Regions from separate parts of the Homo sapiens genome. Here region 2 is linked to region 1. Evidence: read pairs that join two places in POLR2A ChIA-PET (ENCODE). Cell type or tissue: GM12878. All regions are shown on one strand. Each heading gives the region's core, and the rest is flanking DNA. Links, peaks and the distances in the headings are about the cores only. Region 1 holds the start of TLX2 (T cell leukemia homeobox 2). Region 2 overlaps SLC4A5 (solute carrier family 4 member 5).

Evidence for each region. Peaks named below come from ENCODE experiments on the same cell type or tissue, not always from the same donor. Only the 100,000 strongest peaks of a DNase experiment are listed, where the experiment ranks them.
Region 2: POLR2A ChIA-PET joins it to region 1 with 5 read pairs; 2 of 35 experiments call an interaction of 5 or more read pairs at or near these places.

Annotation. Positions count from the first base shown.
Region 1 is chr2:74,508,165-74,516,025 of GRCh38, forward strand. It overlaps TLX2 (T cell leukemia homeobox 2), which reads left to right and starts at 6,286. Exons shown (of 3, transcript NM_016170.5): 1 at 6,286-7,042; 2 at 7,469-7,706; 3 at 7,809-7,861. The coding sequence starts at 6,643. RefSeq lists enhancers at 281-340, 4,604-5,272, 7,522-7,861 and silencers at 5,147-5,206, 6,244-6,343, 6,924-6,993. In GM12878, for the core only: no CTCF peak of the experiment used is centred there; no DNase peak of the experiment used is centred there.
Region 2 is chr2:74,289,436-74,291,935 of GRCh38, forward strand. All of the region lies in intron 7 of SLC4A5 (solute carrier family 4 member 5), which reads right to left. Among named protein-coding and RNA genes, the nearest start is that of SLC4A5, 53 kb to the right of the region's middle. RefSeq lists enhancers at 342-842, 843-1,343, 1,088-1,147. In GM12878, for the core only: no CTCF peak of the experiment used is centred there; DNase peaks (open chromatin) are centred at 1,226 and 1,786; H3K4me3 peaks cover 910 bases; H3K27ac peaks cover 1,653 bases.

The DNA.
Region 1 (7,861 bases), core at 1,657-4,156:
TTGCAGAGTCTCGGAGAGGGTGCCGGGGGATGGGGAGTGAGAGACCCCCAGGGACTTGGTAGTGATCTTATTCCCCCATTCTCCCCCCTGCTGCCGGGGATGGGGGGGGCAGGCCCTGGTTAATGATGATGATTTAATCATCGGCGCCTGCGGAGGCCTGGGACAGACTAATGCAGAGCAGATGCCGAAGGAGGAGGGGAGGACGACTAGGACACTGCCACACACAGACAGGCTTAGGCAGCGAGCGCCTGTAGTAGCATAGGCCCAGTCCCGCACTTGGGGACTACGCGGGGTGCTCGCTCGAGAGCTCTACACCGCCGGCTCTGGGTACTTAAAAAGGGATAAATTTGCTATGAGGTATTAACATCAAATGCAACTGGAGATACGAGAAGGGAGAGATTCCAATGGAGACCTCAAAAAAGGCTTTCTGGAGAAAGTGGGACTTTGGGCACAATTTAGACTTGGGGGAGGGGGTGGAAGTGTGGTGAAATAGAAAGGACGTGGAGGGGAATGACCAGAGGACAGGAAGGTCAAGATGTAGATTTGAGAGTGGTAATAGAAAAAGCAGGGCCATAAAGAGTTGCGATTTTTAGCCTGAGGGCAATTGGGAGCTAGCGGACTTTTTTGAAGGGAGGTTATCCTGTGAAAGCGACATTTTTGTTCATTTCTCTTCAGAGTGAATTGAAGTGAATATGCAGCAAGAAGTTATGAGATTAGTGATTAATCAATTATTCGTTACAGCCCCTGTTTACCTACTTCCCTGGTCCGAGCCACTATCATCTGTCCTCTGTAGTGGCCTCTTGACTGTTTTCCTTGAGTCCCCCTTCGCCTGTTCTCAACATCACAGTTGAGTGCTGTTTCTCAGAGCTAGTGATTCTGATAAAACATGAAACACAAAGGACAAAGGACAATTTTTGAGATGTGGATATGTTTATTATTTTTATGGTGATGATGGTATCATGGGTATATACATATGTCAAAACTTATCAAATTGTACACTTCAAATATTTGCAGTTTATATGTCCATTATACTTCAAGAAAGCTATTAAAAATAAAGTTGAAAAATTAGGTTGTTCCTTTTTTACGTTTAAAACCTGTTGAGAGCTTCCCTTTTCAATCAGAATGAAAGTCAAAGTCTCAGAGTGGTGTGCAAGGGCCTGCATAGTCTCTTCAGATACACCAGGATATCCTTCCACTGTGTCCCCAACTTGAAATGCTTAGGTATCCAAAATGGCTCCCTCCTTCTTTCAGGTCTTTACTCATGAGGCTGCTGTAATCACTCTAGATGAATAACAACTCACCCACCCTTTCACTTCCTTGCTCTTTTTTTTCTGGTTAGCACTTATTAGCATTCTATCATTTATTATTATTTAATATACATTTCTAATATATATTATATTTTCTAGTTATTTTCAGAAAATATTTTCTAGAAAACATATTTCCTAGTTTTTCATCTGCCTTTTCCACTAGACTATAAGCTTCTCAGTGGCAAGGATTTTTTTTCCTCTGTTGTGTTCACAGATATAGCTCCAGTGCCAGGTGCATAGTTGGTGTTCAATAAAACTTTTCTGGATGAATACATGAATGAATCCAAGTGGTGGTGATGACAGCCTCGATTAGGGTTTTAGCAATGGCAATGGAAAGGAAGGGCTGTATCTGAAACAGTTCAAAGGAAAGTATAATAGGAGGAAGTAGCCAGGAACCTGGCTTGGTAGGCCTGGGTAAGAGGGTGAATGAAGAGCTTTGGAGGGAAGCATGTCCTCCAGCCTGCTGGACTTAAGGTGGCTGCAGGGAAGCAGGGGGAGCTTGTCAGAAGGCTAGGAGAGTGAGCGGTGGGGCTGGAGTGTCAGAACAAGGGATGGAGGTCTCAGAGTTATCTGGCTGGATATGAGAGTTGGGACTTTTGGAATGGGTGAAACTTGAGCAGATGAAGAGATAAAGAAAGCTTAAGGCCTGGTGCAGTGGCTAATGCCTGTAATTCCAGCACTTTGGGAGGCTGAGGCAGGTGGATACTTGAGCCCAGGAGTTGGAGACCAGCCTGGGCAACATGGTGGGACTCCGTCACTACAAAAAGTACAAAAATTAGCCTGGCATGGTGGCGCATACCTGTAGTCCCAGCTACTTGGGAGGCTGAGTTAGGAAGATTGCTCGAGCCTGGGAGGTTGAGGCAGCAGTGAACCGTGATAATGCTACTGCACTCCAGCCTGAGCGACAGAGTGAGATCCCATGTCTTAAAAAAAAAAAAAAAAGAAAAGAAAAAAGAAAGCTTAAGTCTGAGCTCTGAAGAATCCTCACAGTCTTCAGTGGAAGAAGGAAAATCAGTGGAGGAAAAACATAAGCAGTGACTACGAAAGTCCAAAGATGTGGAATAAGATATTACAGAAGCAAAAAGAAGGGACACTTCAAAAAATAATTGATGACCAACAAAGTAAAACATGCCAGGGAAGTCCTGGAGGAGGGATACTGAACACTGGAGCTCTCTGAGAAAGGGTTACTATAATGAAGGCAGCTTGCACTGAGTTAAAACAAGAATAAATCATGATGAAATGGAGGCAGTAGGCATGAAGTAAAAAGGAAAGGAAAAGCATGATCTCTCTTGAAGACTCAGGCAAAGATTTTGTCCAGATGATAAAGATCTGAGACAGCTGAGGGGTAGGAAAGACTAAGTTGATGAGAGCCACGGACACACAGGACATGGTGAGACAGATCCAAAGCAGTGTGTATGAGGGGGCACTCATTCCAGCACCTCTATCTTCGTCTTTTTTTTTTTTTTTTTTTTTTGAGATGGAGTCTCGCTTTGTCACCCAGGCTAGAGTGCAGTGGCGCGATCTCGGCTCACTGCCAGCTCCGCCTCCCGGGTTCACGCCATTCTCCTGCCTCAGCATCCCGAGTAGCTGGGACTACGGGTGCCCGCCACCAAGCCCGGCTAATTTTTTGTAGTTTTAGTAGACACGGGGTTTCACCGTGTCAGCCAGGATGGTCTCAATCTGCTGACCTCGTGATCCACCCACCTAGGCCTCCCAAAGTGCTAGGATTACAGGCATGAGCCACCGCGCCTAGCCAATCTTGAATATAAACCAGCAGGAACCATCCTTTCCCCGTGAATCAGAGACAAGGAGGCAAGAAAGGACATTTCAAGCCAGGTTGGGGTGGTGGTGCACACCTGTAACTCTAGATACTCAGGGGGTCAAAGTGGGAGGATTGTCTGAGCCCAGGAGTTTGAGGCCAGCCAGCCAGCCTGGGCATCATAGCGAGACTCTGTCTCTTAAAAAAAGAGAAAGTCCTAGGACTGTGGTCTGGGTGACGTAACTGGATGCCATCTGTTCTTGAAGTGGGGCACTAAAATATTTTAAAAACTCTCCAGAACACTTGTATGAACTACTGAGTTTGTGACCATTCTCCTTAAAGGATTAGTTGGACAGTCCCTGGGTGGCAGTACCATCTGTGCTGAACTCAAACGGCAGGGGTGTACGGGTCTGCATGATGTTGCCTTTTTTTCATTTGTTGATTCACTCACTGATTCATTCAAGGAGGATTTATTTAGGTTGGCTGGAGACACACTGGTTACCCTGCCCCCCTGCCCCCAGACTCAACCTTCAGAGCAGAGAATGGGACTAGCAAACTCCTAACCTGCACACCAGCCCTCTTCAGAGATTATATTTCTTTGCTGTCTCCCTAGGTTTCCTGCTCCCATCTGGAGGAATCCAGCCCTTGGTACCAAGGAAGTTTTTTTTGTTGTTGTTTGTTTGTTTGTTTTTTTTGAGATGGAGTCTTGCTCTGTTTCCCCAGACTGGAATGCAGTGGTGATCTCCGCTCACTGAAACCTCTGCCTCCCTGGTTCAAGTGATTCTCCTGCCTCAGCCTCCCCAGTAGCTGAGATTACAGGCACCTGCCAACATGCCCAGCTAATTTTTTTGTATTTTTAATAGAGACGGGGTTTCACCATGTTGGCCAGGCTGGTCTTGAACTCCTGACATCAGGTGATCCGTCCCCTCTTGGCATTCCAAAGTGGTGGGATTACAGGCATGAGCCACTGCTCCCGGCCTGAAGATTTGGACTAAACAGGTTCATGCTTCCTTGTAGCCCTCTCTACTGCTGAGAAAAGTGCATGGGTTTCTGTAAAGAGACGGGAGGTGATAATGTCTGTCTTCTCCATCAAGATGAAAATACATCTGCTAAATTGGTAGGAGCCCCCACCCTCTTTCAGAACGGGCTGTTAGCAGGGCTGAGGAGGGGCTGGACAAATTGGATAGTAGAGTGGTCAAGGTGGGGGAGGTTGACACTTTTTTTTTTTTTTCAGACAGAGTCTTGCTGTGTTGCCCAGGCTGGAGTGCAGTGGCGCGATCTCGGCTCACTGCAAGCTCCACCTCCCGGGTTCATGCCATTCTCCTGCCTCAGCCTCCCAAGTAGCTGGGACTACAGGCACCCGCCACCACGCCCAGCTAATTTTTGTATTTTTAGTAGAGATGGGTTTCACCGTGTTAGCCAGGATGGTCTCAATCTCCTGACCTCGTGATCCACCCGCCTCGGCCTCCCAAAGTGCTGGTATTACAGGCGTGAGCCACCGCGCCTGGCAGGTTGACACATATTAATGCCCACTATTCCTCCCACTGCCCTCTGTCCCATTTATGGTTCACCTCCTCTAGATATAAGGCTTCAGAGAACACTGAAGGGCTGGTGGACAGAGCTCACCCTTCTTTCTCTTCTTTATCTTTCTGCCCAGATGCCCAAATATCATTCCTGGTTCCCAGGGGAGAAAAGACCCCTTCACCCTGCCCCAGGCGCCAGGCTGCCAGCCCATCTGCTGGGGAGAAAGGAGGGGGCAGAGTCTTTCCCAGGGGATCCTGGAGAATCAGTTTGAAGATCAGTGCTCCCAGGGAGATCCAGCTAGTAGACTTACAAAGCATTTCGGTTCACACGGGAACCAGCAGGATGGAGCTGAACAGCGGGGTGGGCTCGGGACGAGGGTAGAGGGCTGGCACAGCAGGGTAAGGTCCTTTGGCCACCACGTGTCAGAGGTAGGCTGAGCTGCTCGTTGGTGCCCACCCGCCACCGCCACCGCAGGATGGTAGAAGCGCCCCCCTCTCTGAGCCCAGTCTCACCGGCTCAGAGGCGCCAGGGCCCCCCCGGGGGCCGGGGCGGGCCGGGGAAGGTAATGTAATTCCGGCCCAGCTAACCCGATTACCGCGGCCTGCACCGGGCAGGGCGGCGGCGGGGGCGGGTCTAAGGCTCAGGGGCCCGCCCGCGGGGGTCCCATCCCCGGGAAGGACGCAGAGTTCACGCACTCCCGGCTCCTGGATTCATGGCCAGAGGTCACAAGGTCACCAAGCGGCTTAGGTCTTTCCCCACCTCCCTTCTCTGACAGCTCCAGGCCATTTTTTGAGTTTGGGTGGGGTAAAATGTTTATGGGAAACAAGGCGGCCAGGATCCAACCAAGGCCTCAGTGAGGTCCCACGTGTCCCCCGTGGCGAGATTTCGCCCTCCCGCCGTTGAGGAGGAAGAGTGTGAGAACAGACTTCCTAGGCACAGAATGGAGGGGCAGAGTCCTGCATTGAGGACTCCCTGCACTTGGGGTCCGGGGGTAAGTGCCAGCCCCAAGAACCCGCCGGCCTGATTTGGCCCGGGTTGAGCCATGGTCCGTTTTACACGGATTTTGGAAAATCGAAATTCTAGGAAACACAGGACACCAATTACCGGTGCGCATGAACAGGGCTGGGGGGACCTACAGGAGAGGCCAGAAGGCGCACCACGATCGCCAGCCCAAAGCGGCCGTTCCCCGCCCTTAGCCCCTGCCGTCCCCTTCCCACACCTGTTCTCTTCCTGGGCCTGCAGCTCACCGGGCGCCGTTCCCCAGCCGCTTCTTACGCAGCCGGGAAACCACAACGAGATTTGGTCTTCGAGAGCATTTAGGCGGGGACCACAACGAATCCGGGAGTTGGCCAGAAGGATCCATCGAGAGGCGAAGAGTGGGGGCTGGGGGAGGAGGCACCTGCGGAGGAAGCCGGTGAGGCGGAGGCAGCCCAAAGGCGGAGGCCGCCCAAAGGCGGAGGCCAGCAAGGATGGAGGCGCGGTGAGCATCTCCGCTGACTCAGCGGCCCATGCTCGGGCCCCTCCCGCGCTGAGCCTGGCTCCTAACACCCTGGCCCCCTGTCCCCCTCCCCGCACATCTCCGCCAGCCAGCCTTCCCCCTGCGCTTGGCGCAAACAGGCGTCCCTTCCCCTTTAACTGCTGGGCCCCGCCCCTGCCCTACCCCCAGCCCCCACTACCCACCCGGGCCGATCCGTCAGTCACTGCCCCAGCCGGAGCTGGCCAACCCTCTCCACCCGGGACTTGGGCAGCGGCGCCGGCAGCCCAGCGTCTATTTGCGCTTAAGAGCCAGCAAGGAAGCTCCAGGGGCCCCAGCTGGCCGTGCTCCCCCGGGATGCAAGTCCCTGCGCTGACGCCCGGCAGCGGCTGGCACGGGCGCGGCTGCTCCGGGTGCACAGGGATGCTGCTGTTTCGGGGACCCCGGCGCCCTGCCTTGGCCAGCCCCGCGGGCCCCTGAGGCCACTCTCCGGAGCGCGCCGCCGCTGGGCTTCTGGCGCTGCCTGAGGCATCCTCCCCAACCACCGAACCTCCGGCGGTTCTCCTCGGCCCAGACCGATGGAGCCGGGGATGCTGGGTCCACACAACCTCCCACACCACGAGCCAATCAGCTTCGGCATCGATCAGATCCTGAGCGGCCCCGAAACCCCAGGGGGCGGTCTAGGCCTGGGTCGCGGGGGCCAGGGTCATGGGGAGAATGGGGCGTTCTCGGGTGGATACCACGGAGCCTCGGGCTACGGTCCCGCCGGCTCACTTGCCCCGCTGCCCGGCAGCTCCGGAGTGGGCCCAGGCGGCGTGATCCGCGTCCCTGCGCACCGCCCGCTGCCTGTGCCGCCGCCCGCTGGGGGGGCGCCTGCAGTGCCTGGGCCCTCGGGTTTGGGCGGCGCCGGAGGCCTAGCGGGACTCACCTTCCCCTGGATGGACAGCGGCCGCCGCTTTGCCAAGGACCGGCTCACGGGTGAGGTTGTCTGACCCCTCCAGCGTCACGCCCGACTCTGACCCCGTCTCCTCATTTCTTAGCTTTCTGCTCCAACTCAAGGACCCCTTTCACACCTCCCACTAGATCCTCCCAGGGGATCCTCCCCCAACTCAAATCTCTGGGTCCTGCCTCCGAGAGGTGATGGGGAGGGAGCTGCCGTCGGTGCCCGCGCCCTCCTCTGTAGTCCCACTGTCCACGCGTGGGGAGGGGAGGGTGAAGTTACAGGGGACGTCTCCCTCGCATCCCAGGGGAAGGGCCTTTCTTGGCTATAGGGCTCGGCTGATGCTTAGGGCCCGGGTAAGGACAGGGCGCGGGAGTTCTGCGGCCTGGACAGCCGCGCGGCCTTCTCAGTGGCACCTCGGGCCACCCTGCAAATCCTGCCCTGGTCTTTCTTCCTCCCGGTAGCTGCGCTCTCGCCCTTCTCTGGGACGCGCCGCATAGGCCACCCCTACCAAAACCGGACCCCTCCGAAGCGGAAGAAGCCGCGCACGTCCTTCTCCCGCTCACAGGTGCTGGAGTTGGAGCGGCGCTTCCTGCGCCAGAAGTACCTGGCCTCTGCGGAGAGGGCGGCGCTGGCCAAGGCCTTGCGCATGACCGACGCACAGGTCAAAACGTGGTTCCAGAACCGACGCACCAAGTGGCGGTGAGGCGCGGCGCGGGCGAGGGCGGACTGGGGTTCCCGAGCAGGGCCTGGTGAGAAGCGACGCGGCGGGCGCCCCGCTGACCCCGCGTCTCCCTCCCTTAGGCGCCAGACGGCGGAGGAGCGCGAGGCCGAGCGGCACCGCGCGGGCCGGCTGC
Region 2 (2,500 bases), core at 1-2,500, 220 kb before region 1:
CCTCCAGAGCAGCTGGGAGTACTAGCTCATGTCACCATGCCTGGCTAATTTTTGTATTTTCTGTAGAGACGAGGTTTCACCATGTTGCCCAGGCTGGTCTCGAACTCCTGAGCTCAAGAAATCCACCTGCTTCAGCCTCCTAAAGTGCCAGGATTAAAGGTATGAGCCACTGGACCCAGCCTATTACTTTTAACTTACATCCTTTCCATTGTCTTATTGATTGCTGGCGCTTGCTAGCAGACACCAAATGTTTAAAGAAATTTTATAGACAAAAAACCAACAATTGAGAAAATAACCTTATTTTTTCTTAAAATTGAGAAAACTGTGACTGCTTGATTCTGAGGGGCCATACCAATTCTCCCTGGGATCAGAAATCAGTAACTACTCTTTTAAAATGTAGATTTGATGTACCTTGGAGGATGGCATGAAAAAGAAAATAAAATATAAAATAAAATAAAATGTAGATTTGATTATGTTATTCACCAGTTGAAAAACTTTCAATGTCTCTCTATTGCCTAAAGCCTAGGGGTCAGTGACATGGCTCAAACCACCCCTCATAATATAGCCCTAACCTGCCTTTCTAGGTTCTAGCATGTCCCTCACCCAGCCACCCCGACCCCAGCCACAGCAGACCACATCCCTGAAGAGGAGGGCATGCTACTCCTTGGGCCCCTGTGCCTGCCATTCCCTAAGTCTGGAATCCCCTTTCCCCTTCAAGGCCAGACAAGAAGGCAAATAAATGGACAGGTCCTGGAGAGAGGAGACAGGCAGAGAGCAGGATGCAAACCAGTTCTGCCTGGGGCATTACCTGCTCCCTGGAACAGCTGAGCGCTGGGGTCCCTGGCTGTCGATGCTGCCTCTGGCCCCAGCCTGCTTCCGCTGCTGCCTCCCTGGCTGCTACTTCCACAGGTCCTCTTCTTCACACAACAAACTCACTTTTGTTTCCAGTTAAGCACCAGGGGAGGTGTGGGGAGAGAAGAAGGGGGGTTTGAGGGGAGAAAAAGAGAGAGAGAAAAGGAATGTGTGAAGGACTGGGGAGGTGGAGAGAGAGGCTATATGTAGAGAGAATATAGGTGTGGTAAGTGTAAGTGTGAGAAAGATTATGCAAAAGTGTTTGAGAGAGAAAAGCTACACTGAGTTAATTAAAGATCTGAGAGAGAGAGAGACAGAGAGAGAGACAGAGAAGTGAGAGAGAGAGAGAGAGAGAGAGAGAGAAGTGAGCAAGAGAGAGAGAGAAGTGAGAGGGTGAGAGAGAAATCTCAGGTGCACTAGAGAGAGAAAGGCTCAGTGGCTGCAGCAGAACCTCAAGCAGGAAGCCGGGTCTCCACAGCAGCAGGGGTGGTGGCAGCTGAGGACCTGTGAGAGGACTGGCAAAACTGCCCCTTTACCCCCTTCCCCATGAGTGCTTCCTATGTGCCTGTGGTCTCTAGGAGAGCCCAGGATCCTCTCTGCAGGCCCCTTTATAAAGGCAGGGGTAGGATGTGCTGTGAGATTCCCCAGGGCCTCCTTAGGAGCCTTGGTGGCAGGTGAGCTGGCTGGAGAGGAACCTAGCAGGGCCCTTCCTCTCCACCACACAGCCCCAAAGGTGGAGTGGGGTTGCTGGAGGGGAGTGTTTGCTGTGGGGTCTCACACTGACCAAGCAGTGCTCGATAATGTGCTATGTAGCTGGTTTCTTTCCTCCCCAACTTTAAACCCAAACTCCTGATACACTTCCTGTTCCTCCACCTCTCAGGCAAAGTGCCAAGTGTCACCACTCGGCAGGTGTTTTCTGAGAGCCCACGGACAGTGGAAGCTCGTCACTTCAGAGTGTGAGGTAAACTCCACTGGGGAATTATTTTGCTCTTCTGAGAAACTCCTAATCTCCTGGGTTTGGTTTAACAAGTGCTTACTGAGTACTTAGAATGTGCCAAGGTTGATTGGAGGTCACTGAGTGGTGGCTGCTCCAGGGAGTTACAAACCCTGAATTCACTAAGTCTTAGAGCTGGGAGGGAGCTTAGTGATGGTCAAGTCCAAACCCTTCATTTCACGGATGAGAAAACCAAGACCCAGTTTACCCCATAGGCCCCCTAGGCCCCAACACAGGTTAGCAGAGCCTGGGGGAGAACAGACATCTGACATTCTCCCCCTACACTGCCCCATTGAGGCTGGCTCCACTGGTGACATTTTCATACCTGAGGCTCGAGGATCAAGTACGCCCATTTTATTATTTTATTTTTAGAGACAGGGTCTTGCTATGTTTTGCAAGGCTGGTTTTGAACTCCTGTGCTCAGACAATCCTTCCGCCTCAGCCTCCCATAGTGTTGGGATTACAGGTGTGAGCCATCACACGTGGCCACAAGTATGCCCGTTTTAAAGCTGAGAAAACAGAAGCAGAGGACACCAGGCCCTGCCTGAGGGTCCCAGGCTCTGCAGCTTCCACTGCACTGTGGCTGAGGTTGACCCAGCTCCTTCTGAGTGGCCACAGCAGGCCACACCAAGTCAGGCCCTGTGGGTGGCCTCA